Linked DNA regions of Homo sapiens: region 1 is linked to region 2. Evidence: read pairs that join two places in POLR2A ChIA-PET (ENCODE). Cell type or tissue: Caco-2. All regions are shown on one strand. Each heading gives the region's core, and the rest is flanking DNA. Links, peaks and the distances in the headings are about the cores only. Region 1 overlaps UBE4A (ubiquitination factor E4A). Region 2 overlaps JAML (junction adhesion molecule like).

The links. Peaks named below come from ENCODE experiments on the same cell type or tissue, not always from the same donor. Only the 100,000 strongest peaks of a DNase experiment are listed, where the experiment ranks them.
Region 1: POLR2A ChIA-PET joins it to region 2 with 6 read pairs; 10 of 35 experiments call an interaction of 5 or more read pairs at or near these places.

Annotation. Positions count from the first base shown.
Region 1 is chr11:118,360,696-118,366,074 of GRCh38, reverse strand. UBE4A (ubiquitination factor E4A) reads right to left here. Exons shown (of 20, transcript NM_001204077.2): 2 at 874-1,035. The coding sequence starts at 994. Among named protein-coding and RNA genes, the nearest start is that of UBE4A, 3.8 kb to the right of the region's middle. In Caco-2, for the core only: no CTCF peak of the experiment used is centred there; no DNase peak of the experiment used is centred there; H3K4me3 peaks cover 160 bases.
Region 2 is chr11:118,209,371-118,214,749 of GRCh38, reverse strand. It overlaps JAML (junction adhesion molecule like), which reads left to right. Exons shown (of 10, transcript NM_001098526.2): 3 at 2,189-2,343; 4 at 4,038-4,263. Among named protein-coding and RNA genes, the nearest start is that of JAML, 13 kb to the left of the region's middle. RefSeq lists a silencer at 2,182-2,476. In Caco-2, for the core only: no CTCF peak of the experiment used is centred there; DNase peaks (open chromatin) are centred at 435, 787 and 2,429; H3K4me3 peaks cover 203 bases.

The DNA.
Region 1 (5,379 bases), core at 256-5,255, 150 kb before region 2:
TTTTTTTTTTTTTAAATAAACAAAATAAAGGGAAAATGCAAACACTTCTCCTTCTCTCAAAAGAAAAACACTATTATTCTTTTCGGAGAGAGGAGAAGGGGAGCAATTTCTGGTTTGAAAGATTGTGAATATCTTCAGAAGACTAACATATTTGAGAAAAATCCTAATTCTTCTAGTGTATATGTCTCCTTATAGGAGGAAGCTGGACTTGATCTTAAATTCGGTGCCTGAAAGAAAACCATTTTTTCTGATTACTGAGATGTTATTCTGATGTTTTTCATAGTAAGGCTAAGGATCAGATTTTTTAAAAAAGTCTGTCCTAACAGGACTAAGCTACAAATGATGCCACTCATCGGAACAGAAGAAGCACTTTGCTTGGGAGGGCCTTTGAAGTGCTGAGCTTAAGAACAAGTCTCATTTGCCTACAGGTCAAAAAGCTTTTATAGTTCTTCCTTTTACATCTGCTTTCTATAGCTGCACATGACTTGCTTTCTACACCTACACTTACCACCTCTGTGTCCCATGTTAAAAACATTTATTTAAATAGCTTTTACTAGGTGATTTTTTTTTTCTTTTAAAGAAAACAGCCTGACAGCTTTGGGATCACGACTGGCATCTGTTACTATGGAACCACCTGTTACCTGGTCTCTTTTTGTACAGTGGAGAGGACAGCGGAGGGGAGGGACTCACAACAAAACCAACAATAAAAGCAAACAAACAAAAAACCCCAATTTCTGCTCTCAACAAACAAACAAAAACCAACTTTTGTTCCAAACTTAAATTCCAATTGCAATTAAGGACTCAAAGAATACTTAATTTGGGAAGACCCCATTCTAGGTCATCTTATTTGCTGCTATTGGCTCCTCCACTTACCAGATTGTTGCTTCAGCTGCTCTTTTTGGATTGCCGCAAACTGTTTGGCATCAGCCAGGGAGCCAAAAAGAGCAGCAAAGGGGTTACTTGAGATGTTGTTGTTATTCTCCTGGTCTGTCATTTCACTTTAAGGTATCCTCCATCCAGACCTAGTGGGAGAGGCTGTTCAAAGGACAGGTATTAGACACAAGAGGGCAGATGACACAATAGCTGTAATATACCTGTGGTTGTTTCTTTTCCCATTTCTCAAATACAATACATTTTAAAATACTTTGGGTTAAGATTTTCCAATTCCTGTCCCCAAACTCAAGACATTTTTGGCAAAATGGTTACAAACCTACCAGCTGGACTCGGTGGCTTGATTTGTGGATAGCTGAAACTAAAAAGGCTAAAACGTTCAGCTGGAATGCATTAATCTGTTGATATACTTTTATTTGCAATACCTTTAAGAAAACAGGTTAAGTAGAAAGAATTATTGAAGTCAAAGAGAGAACTCACCTACTAATTGTAATAACAATGTGGCACTGAAAAATAATAAGACAAGAATTATGGATTTCCCAAGAATTAAGCTGGCAGTCTAGTTCTCATTCACTGGGGTGAGGACAAGGGACTTCTATGACTTAGGGCTGGGGATGGATATTTCTCAGCTACATATAAATTAAGTAAAAGCCCATATCTTAGATTTGGACTCTGGCAAATCAGGACTGGAAGCAGTTCAGCTGTATGTTGTGGGTTTTTAACATAGATTAAGCAATCTATTTATTTCTAGGCTTAAAAATACTGATATTTCTTCCACTAAAAATTAAATGGTCTTTGCTTCATGCTATATCTAACCTTCACTGTTTACCTGATTTCTTAAAATAATACTGAAGAAACACGAATTCCAACGGTCAGGTCTACTGTGTAATATGAAATATAGATACCTCAAAGGTGTTTAGTAGAGCTGGCTGAGCCTGCATTCACACTCTTCTGATTACATTTCCTCATTCAAGACCAAGTGAACTCAGTGGCACAACAGAATAAACAGGGCTCCCTGAAAGGCTTTCTCCCCTTTCTGAAATTTTAAGGCCATGACATAGAAATATTAAATACAACACTGAAAAGGGTGGGAAGAGACAAAGGGTATGAATGTTTTGTTCATAAGGATCTTGAACTGCTATAAGGACAGAGACCTTAGAAATAGCGGGAGTAGGGGTATAAAGGAAGAAAAAAAGAACATTTGGTCTACCTTTGGTTTATTGAGGCAAGACTCCTCACAGGATCATATCAACAAAAGCTAATGTGGGCCAGGTGCAGTGGCTCATGCCTGCAATCCCAGCACCCTGGGAGGCTGAGGCAGGTGGATCACCTGAGGTCAGGAGTTCAAGACCAGCCTGGCCAACATGGTGAAACCCCATCTCTACTAAAACACGAAAATTAGCCAGGCATGGCGGCAGGTGCCTGTAATCCCAGCTACTTGGGAGGCAGGAGGCTGAGGCAGGAGAATTGCTTGGACTCGGGAGGCAGAGGTTGCAGAGAGCTGAGATTGTGCCACTGCACTTCAACCTGGGTGACAGAGCGAGACTTCGTCTCAAAAAAAAAAAAAAAAAAAAAAAGCTAATGTGGTCGAAAAAGTTACCCTTATTTACCAGAGAAAGAGATTATTTATAACATTTCTTGACAATTCTGAGGCATCTTCAGCACTTGCTTCATGCTCCTCTGCCATTTTTTCCACACAAGAGCTAACGGCTAATTAGCTGTAATGACTTAGGCAGTCTAGTCTCCTCTCAGTGCAGCTCAAAGCTTTACTGCTTCAAGGAATTGAACTGTTATTTGGATTTTTAGTAGAGACGGGGTATCACCATGTTGGCCAGGCTGGTCTCGAACTCCTGACCTCAAGTGATCCTCCCACCGCGGCCTCCCAAAGTGCTGGAATTATAGGCATGAGTCACTGCGCCTGGCCTTCTGTATTTTATTTTTTGCTATGTATATTTCAGTAAGCTTAATAATGCAAAAAAAGGGAAAGATACCATATTTAGTATTGAAATTAATGAGAGGGATTTTCCCCATGTAATTACCGCACAAGTTTAATTATTACCTGTAGTTAATGTAAAAACACCAAGAATTGTCTTATTGTTAGCTGACCACCATTCTACTTCCATCCTAAAATACCACAAATTCCAGAGGAATGCAAAAAGTATATTGAGCTCTTGTTATTTCTCTCTCTAAAACATCACATTCATTTTTTTCCTTTGGGTATCCACTCCACTCAATCCAGAAGAGGCTGACCAGTTCAGAAGGGGTTGACCTCACCCACTAGCCCCAGGAATGAACATACAAGTCTGGCCAGGCTAAAAAGAATACAGCATTTTCCAGCCAAAGCAACTGATCCAGGAGTGGGCACAAGACACTATGGAGGCCTAACAGAGTCAATGAATACCAGCTTCAGGACTTCAGCTGAATCTACGGAAAAGTGAGTTTTCTCCTGATTGAGTTGATAAGCCAGTAAGATAGAGTTGCCATCTTTACACCATTTAGAAAAGGCCTAGCCTAAAACCAAGCCAACATACACTAGAAAACAGAATTGAGAGATGGAAAGATAAGTCTGGACTTTTCAGTTATAAAAACCAATAAAATTTCCCTAAATGCCTAAACCAGTTTGATGTTTTTTAAAACACAACTGAAAAGTGTCCAGATTATTACAAAGGACATGCATCACCTGCAACACGTAAGCAGAAAGGAAGCTGAAAGCCAGGAATATAGGACATATGACAGAGAAGCTCTTAAGACTATCAAGAAGGCCGGGCACAGTGGTTCATGCTTATGATCCCAGCACTTTGAGAGGCCAAGGCGGGCAGATCATGAGGTCAGGAGTTCAAGACCAGCCTGACCAACATGGAGAAACCCCATCTCTACTTAAAACACACAAAAAATTAGCCAGGCATGGTGGCGTGCACCTGGAATCTCAGCTACTCAGGAGGCTGAGGCAGGAGAATTGCTTGAACCTGGGAGGCGGAGGTTGCAGTGAGACAAGATCGTTGCCACTGCACTCCAGCCTGGGCAACAGAGGGAAACTGTCTCAAACAAACAAACAAACAAAAAGACTATCAAGAGAAACAAAAAGAATTTATCACCATAAACTGCATTACTTCCTTCTTTCTCAATACTATACTGTTGCACTGTATAAAGAAACTAGCTTTCTACATTTTACCTCTATTTTTACTAGGATTTTAAACTTTCTGCATTGTATTTCTAAGCAGATCTTCTACATTGCTAGGCTGTAAGCTCTTCTGATTACATGTTCATATCTGATTATTCTTTCTTCTGTGTCTGGCATTATACATCACAATCACAAAATCCTAAATAAGTAGTTATTGAATGGCTTCAATCTTACATGTAGTTCTTTCTGAACTCCTTGTAATCAACAGCATCACCCATGACCCTACTTCAAGGTAAGGGCTTTACTACTTGTCTTAGGTTGCAGTGGAAGGTCAAGCTACCAGGCTAGACACTGGTTCTTTGGTATCTTGGCATGTGTAGAATGGTGGATGGAAATAAGTCTCTGTTGTCATCTCTACTATCTGTAAAAAACAAAAAGGTTCTCACCTATCTTTCACTAAGCTCATCTTTTTCACACGTATGTCAAATCTGTGCACAAACTTTTTTTCATTAAAAAAGGGCTAAAACTGTGTAGTCACTTATAGAAAAATTTTACAGGAAAAAGGAGGACTGATCACTTGATGAGAACCTTTGTGGAGATGCCAGTTTAGATTTGTTCAATGGACTTACCAAAGTAAGAGTACCCAGATAATCACCCACTCTAAAGGTCCGATAAAATGAAACCTAAATATTTTGTTTAATATTCAATAATGTCATTCGGGATTTATAATCTCCTATTTTCAGCGCCGGGCGCAGTAGGTCATGCCTGTAATCCCAGCACTTTGGGAGGCCAAGGCAGACAGATCACTTGAAGTCAGGAGTTTGAGACCAGCCTGGCCAATGTGGTGAAACCCCGTCTCCACTAAAAGCGATTACAGGCGCATACCACCACACCTTAGCCAGGCTGTAATCCCACTACTTGGGAGGCTGAGGCAGGAGAATCACTTTTAAACTGGGAGATGGAGGTTGCCGTGAGCTGAGATCGTGCCACTGCACTCCAGAGCAGAGCCTGGGTGACAGAGCCAGACTCTGTCTCAAAAAAAAAAAAAAAAAAATACACACACACACACACACACATATATACATACATATATGTATGTATTTTTTTTCCTATTTTCAACTGCCATACAGAGATACAACACTATCCTGTTGTCAGACACTTTGGGATGGTACAGCTACCAACCTTAGAAGCTTTTGGATTTGATTCTTTTAAAATATATCCTCCTTGAAAACAAGTTTCACTCTGATACACTTGCTGCAAAGATCTATATCTATAATAGCTGTCCTACAAAATTCTGTCACTTCCTCCTAATACAAGCTTTTGTTTATGAATAGTACCACTAATCCTTTAAGACCACTGTCAGCTCT
Region 2 (5,379 bases), core at 83-5,082:
ACATATTTTCGATTCCCTTGGGTTTGTTGAAGATGGAAACCCTAATGTGGAACTTCACAGTTTTGTTGAAGCAGCTGTTGTTGAAGCCAACTAGCTTATGGTTTCTTGGGAAGCTGAAGCTTCCTGTTTCCATTAGAAACAGAATGCATTTGGGTCCTAAAGGGTGTTCTGGGACCCTCTTACGTGACAAAGGGAAAGTTTCTCTGTGGCATTCCTGCACTTTAAATTGTTATCTTTAAAACCACAGTTCGCCTTGAATCAGGAACTGAAATTACCAAAGAGAGACCCAGAGCTGTTTTTCATACTGTGGCCATGTCAGCCTTCTTGTGGTTCCTCAAATGGACTGAGCTCTTTCCCAATTTATGGTGGTTTCCTTTGCCTGGAACCTTCCTCCCAGCACTTCAACCTAGCAAGCCCGCCCGATGCTTCCTTACCCTTCAGGTTTCCCCTTATGCTCCACTTCCTTCTGAGGAGCCTGACCTGGCCATCTCCTCAGACCAGATTGGTCTCCTGTTTATGCCTCCACCTAAGTGCTGAGCTTCTCGTTGCTCATCTCCACTGGTTTCTAGGTTTTCATCCTTTTCCCCCATGCCTTTTTCTTTATCCCATGGATGTAGTTCTGGAAGGAGAAGAAATTAATCAGGTGCTTTGCTCTCATAGCCTTTTCTTTTTCTCTTTATTATTATTTTTTGAACTTTGGACAGTAATTTAAACCCTGACTCAGCAAAGTATACAACAGGATTGCCTTTGCTCCTATTCCAGGCAATCCAGAGTGTGTACAAACATGCACACAGGCACGCACACCAAAATGGTGTTCATTAGATAATTTTTCTCAAAGAAGCAGGGTTATAATGATCTCAGAAGGTATTTAGACATTTTCCTAGAGGTCTGTGGAGCAGCCTGCAGGTTTTTGCCCTCCGATCCAGAGAGCTACCAGTCCAACCCCTGTATGTGGTGACTTGGTGGCACTGGGGGTTTTGTAGTTTTTTGTGGAGAGGTTTTCCTTTCTTGCAGAAAATCTCATCTTCTTCAGCTGTTTCTCTACCAAGATTGCCCTTCAAACATCAGTTTCTCTTTGCTTTGGTTGCTGTTGTTGCTTCCTAGCAGTCCTTCATTTAATTCTACACACAGTGTTCTTAATATTAAATTCGCTTATTACACTTTCAATCACACATGGAGCTGCTCAATTCTTCCTTACAGGAAAATTCCAAATATTTGTTGGAGCTAATTTTGATTTCTTTCAAAATAATTCCCTCTGAAGGGTTTAGAGTCGATGTTTTCTTTTGTGTCCTCCCTGCTGTGTGAGCCTACTGTTGGGGCAGGAAGTTAACTGTCTTCTCTCAGGGAAACAGCTTGGATGAAAAGACTGGCACATTTTCTGTTCATTCCCATCACTTGGCTCTTCTCTGATATGAACTGGGCAGCATCTAAATGTATCTTTCTTGATTTTGTTGTCTCTTTGCATAGAGCATATCTTGTGAAAACAGAAATATCCATGTAATGGTTTTTTCTTGTAGTGACCGCTCGAAATTGCTTGAGCAACATAGAGATAATGGGCAGGGGTCCCTGTGTGAAGCACCTAGAGGCTGGAAAGCTGATGGCAAAGCTGGAGGGGTGAGGCAGGGAGAGGATAAACACAGTGGAAATGCAGGAGGAAAGCTGTGCTCTGTGGTGGCCTAATTACAAGGACCTGCCCTACAGCCAGAATCAGCCAGCAAATGCTTTTGTAAAGGAACTAAAAGAAAGGGAAAAGAGGAAGTAAACAAAAGGTCCCTTTTCAGAGAGGGAACCAGTGGGAGATTTAAGAGCAAGGAACAACCCATTTCGTCGTTATGGTAAGTGGAGGTGAGTTTCTAAATTGATGATCAGAAAGGAGAGACTTCTGGGGTTTCCCTTATTTCTTTAGAAAGGTTGGGAGGAAGAATTCCAGAAAAGTGTAAGGGGCTGGATAGGAGGAGGGAGCCAGATAGCATTTATTGTAGTATGAAGATTGCAGAATCCTTCTGATGAGCCATATAGGTAACTAGAGGACAGGGATGCCATGCTGCCTTTGAACATGCCTCCGAGGACTTTGTCTATGTTGGATCATCCAGGGAGAGGGGTGTTTAGTACTCCATGATTGGAATTGATTTTTGTTGTTGAGAGTATTTGTCTAAATGATGTGTCCTCTTGCCTTTGACTTCTATAGATTATTCCTTGGGCCTGAATGACTTGAATGTTTCCCCGCCTGAGCTAACAGTCCATGTGGGTGATTCAGCTCTGATGGGATGTGTTTTCCAGAGCACAGAAGACAAATGTATATTCAAGATAGACTGGACTCTGTCACCAGGAGAGCACGCCAAGGTAACGCGGGGGAAACATCACTATGTAATAGAAGCCCCTGACTGCTGGTGTCAGGACAGAGTGGTGTAAGAGTCAGGCATCAGGTGCCACCAGGAGGTGTTGCAAGAGCCGGGGCTTTGGAGATTATCAGAACTGGGCCTCGTCCTAGCTCAGGAATTTGGTTATGTTATCAGCTGGGTAAGTAAGTTACTCAACCTTGCTGATCTTAGCTTCCTGAGCTGTGAAGAGGAAGGCAATTACAATAATGGTAATGCTTACCTTTCAAGTAGTTAAGGGGCTGATGGGAGACACAAACTTGAAATGAGAGGTTCCTTGTTCTTGCACATGAAATTCTTTGAGTTTCCTTCCTTTATCTCTACCCTTTGTTAAGTAGCAGAAGCAGGTGAGAGGGGTAAATTCCGAGGTTCTAGAAAGGAGAGCTCTGACCTAGGCATAAGAACTATACCACAATGATCTTTTTTGGGGTGGGGAGGAGGACAGATTCTTTCAGTGTTTCACTGCTCCATGTATGTGCTGGGGAATCATCATTTTCTCCTTTGTGGCTGCTTAAAGTGTTGGGATTAGCAGATGCAGCATGGTGGGCGAGGTTCTTTCATGGAGCTCTTTGGAGTGAGGAACAGTGTATTAAGCCTCATCAGACAGTCTGTATAGATACTCGTATATCAGGATCATTTGTGAAAAACATCCCAAGTAGTTTGTTACTAACAATAAAGTCCTAATGTTTGCAAACAAAATATTGTTTTTGTAGCTCAGAGCACATTCCCTGTTGTCCCTATAATGCTACTCTCATTCAAATTTTTATTGGCCTTTATTTTTATACGAGGGATAAACCCATAGTGTAAGTAGAAATAAGAATTTCTGCTGGGTGTGGTAACTCATGCCTGTAATCCCAGCACTTTGGGAGGCTGAGGCGGGGTGATCACTTGAGCTCAAGAGTTTGAGACCAGCATGGGCAACATGGCAAAACCCCATCTCTATAAAAAAACAAACACAAAAATTAGCTGGCTGCAGTGGCATGTACCTGTAGTCCCAGCTACTTGGGAGACTGAGGTGGGAGGATCACCTGAGCCTAGGAGGTTAAGGCTGCAGTGAGCTGTGATTGTGCCACTGCACTCCAGCCCGGGTGACAGAAGAAAACAATACAAAACCAAAACCAAAAACAAAAGAATTCCCCAGGGCCCAGCCTGGAACCATTCCCTGTGGATGACTCCTTTTGTGTTACGATACTGCTGCCGGGAGGAGGGTAGAAATGAGAAAAGTGGCAGCCAGCCGGCCATGCCTGGAATTCTTACGCCAACACCACCCACAGCACTAGTGAAAATAGATCATGCATTTGAATGCCATCTAATCCGGGGCTGTGGCAGAAAATAGGGTGAAAATGAGAGATGGTTTTCAAAAGTTGTAAGTTAAAAACCGTAGAGTGATCTTCAGAGTGGGTGCTATATTTTACCTTAAACTGTAAGAAATAAAATGTGGACTGCATTTCTCCATTTGTCTTTGTAGAAAGGGAGTTGCAGAGCTTGTGCAAGTTAGACTGTTGCCTGGCACATTATTTTTATTAACTGGGTACCAAATGCTTTTGGATCATGATCATGATGATAGCTCTGCTGCCCCCACATAACAGAGTCTTTGGGATCCAGGCTCCTCGGTCTGGCACCTCTTTTGATTGTCTCCAACACTGTTTTGCCCTTCAGGACGAATATGTGCTATACTATTACTCCAATCTCAGTGTGCCTATTGGGCGCTTCCAGAACCGCGTACACTTGATGGGGGACATCTTATGCAATGATGGCTCTCTCCTGCTCCAAGATGTGCAAGAGGCTGACCAGGGAACCTATATCTGTGAAATCCGCCTCAAAGGGGAGAGCCAGGTGTTCAAGAAGGCGGTGGTACTGCATGTGCTTCCAGAGGAGCCCAAAGGTACGCAAATGCTTACTTAAAGAGGGGCCAAGGGGCAAGAGCTTTCATGTGCAAGAGGCAAGGAAACTGATTATCTTGAGTAAATGCCAGCCTTTGGGCTAAGTACTTACCACAGAGTGAATCTTCAAAAAATGATCATAATTATTTCAGTCAATAAAAATAGAGTTATTTTATTAAATAAAATATTGATAATTATTGTATTATTACTTTAAACACACTTCCCCCTCACAAAAGCCCTGTGAAGGATGTTTTGTTCACATATATGTCCAAATATGTTTTGGACACATATTTATTAAATGGAATAAATAGTACTTGAACCCTGGCACCTCTGACAACAAAGTCCATGTTCTTTTTACTATGCCCTAATACCTTTCATCAGTTATCCACATTGATGCTACATCTGTATTTTATAGGTACCCTATGTTAGGTGATCTGGGGGATAGAAAAGAAATAAGCAGGCCAGGCTCAGTGGCTCATGCCTGTAATCCTAGCATTTTGGGAGGCTGAGGCAGCAGAACTGCCTGAGCCCCAGGGTTCAAGACTGCAGTGAGCTATGATGGCACCACTGCATTCTAGCCTGGGTGACAGAGCAAGACTCTGTCTAAAATAAAAAAAGAGAAAAGAAAAGAAAAGAAAAAAAAAGAAAAAGTCTGGGTGTGATGGCTCATGCCTGTAATCCTAGCACTTTGGGAGCCCGAGGTGGGAGGATCACTTGAAGCCAGTTTGAGACTAGCTTGGGCAACATGGTGAGACCCTATGTCTAAAAAAAATAAAAAATAAAAAAAAAATAATAATAATAGCTGGGCATGATGGCACATGACTGTGGTGGTCTCAGGTACTGGGGAGACTGAGGTGAGAGGATCACTTGAGCCCAGGAGGTGGAGGTTGCAGTGAGCTGTGATCACACCACTGCCCTCCAGCCTGGGTGACAGAGCTGAGACCCTGTCTCTTAAAATAGAAAAAAGAAGAAAGGAGCAGATCTTTCTAACTCTTCTTTGCACTTTATTTTTCCATTTATAAGTGGAAGGAGTGGGTGGTTTTAAAATTTGTGCTCTGTAGAACCTTAAGCTCCAAAGAACATGAAGGGTAAGAGCGGGGCAGGGGTAGGACCCTAGG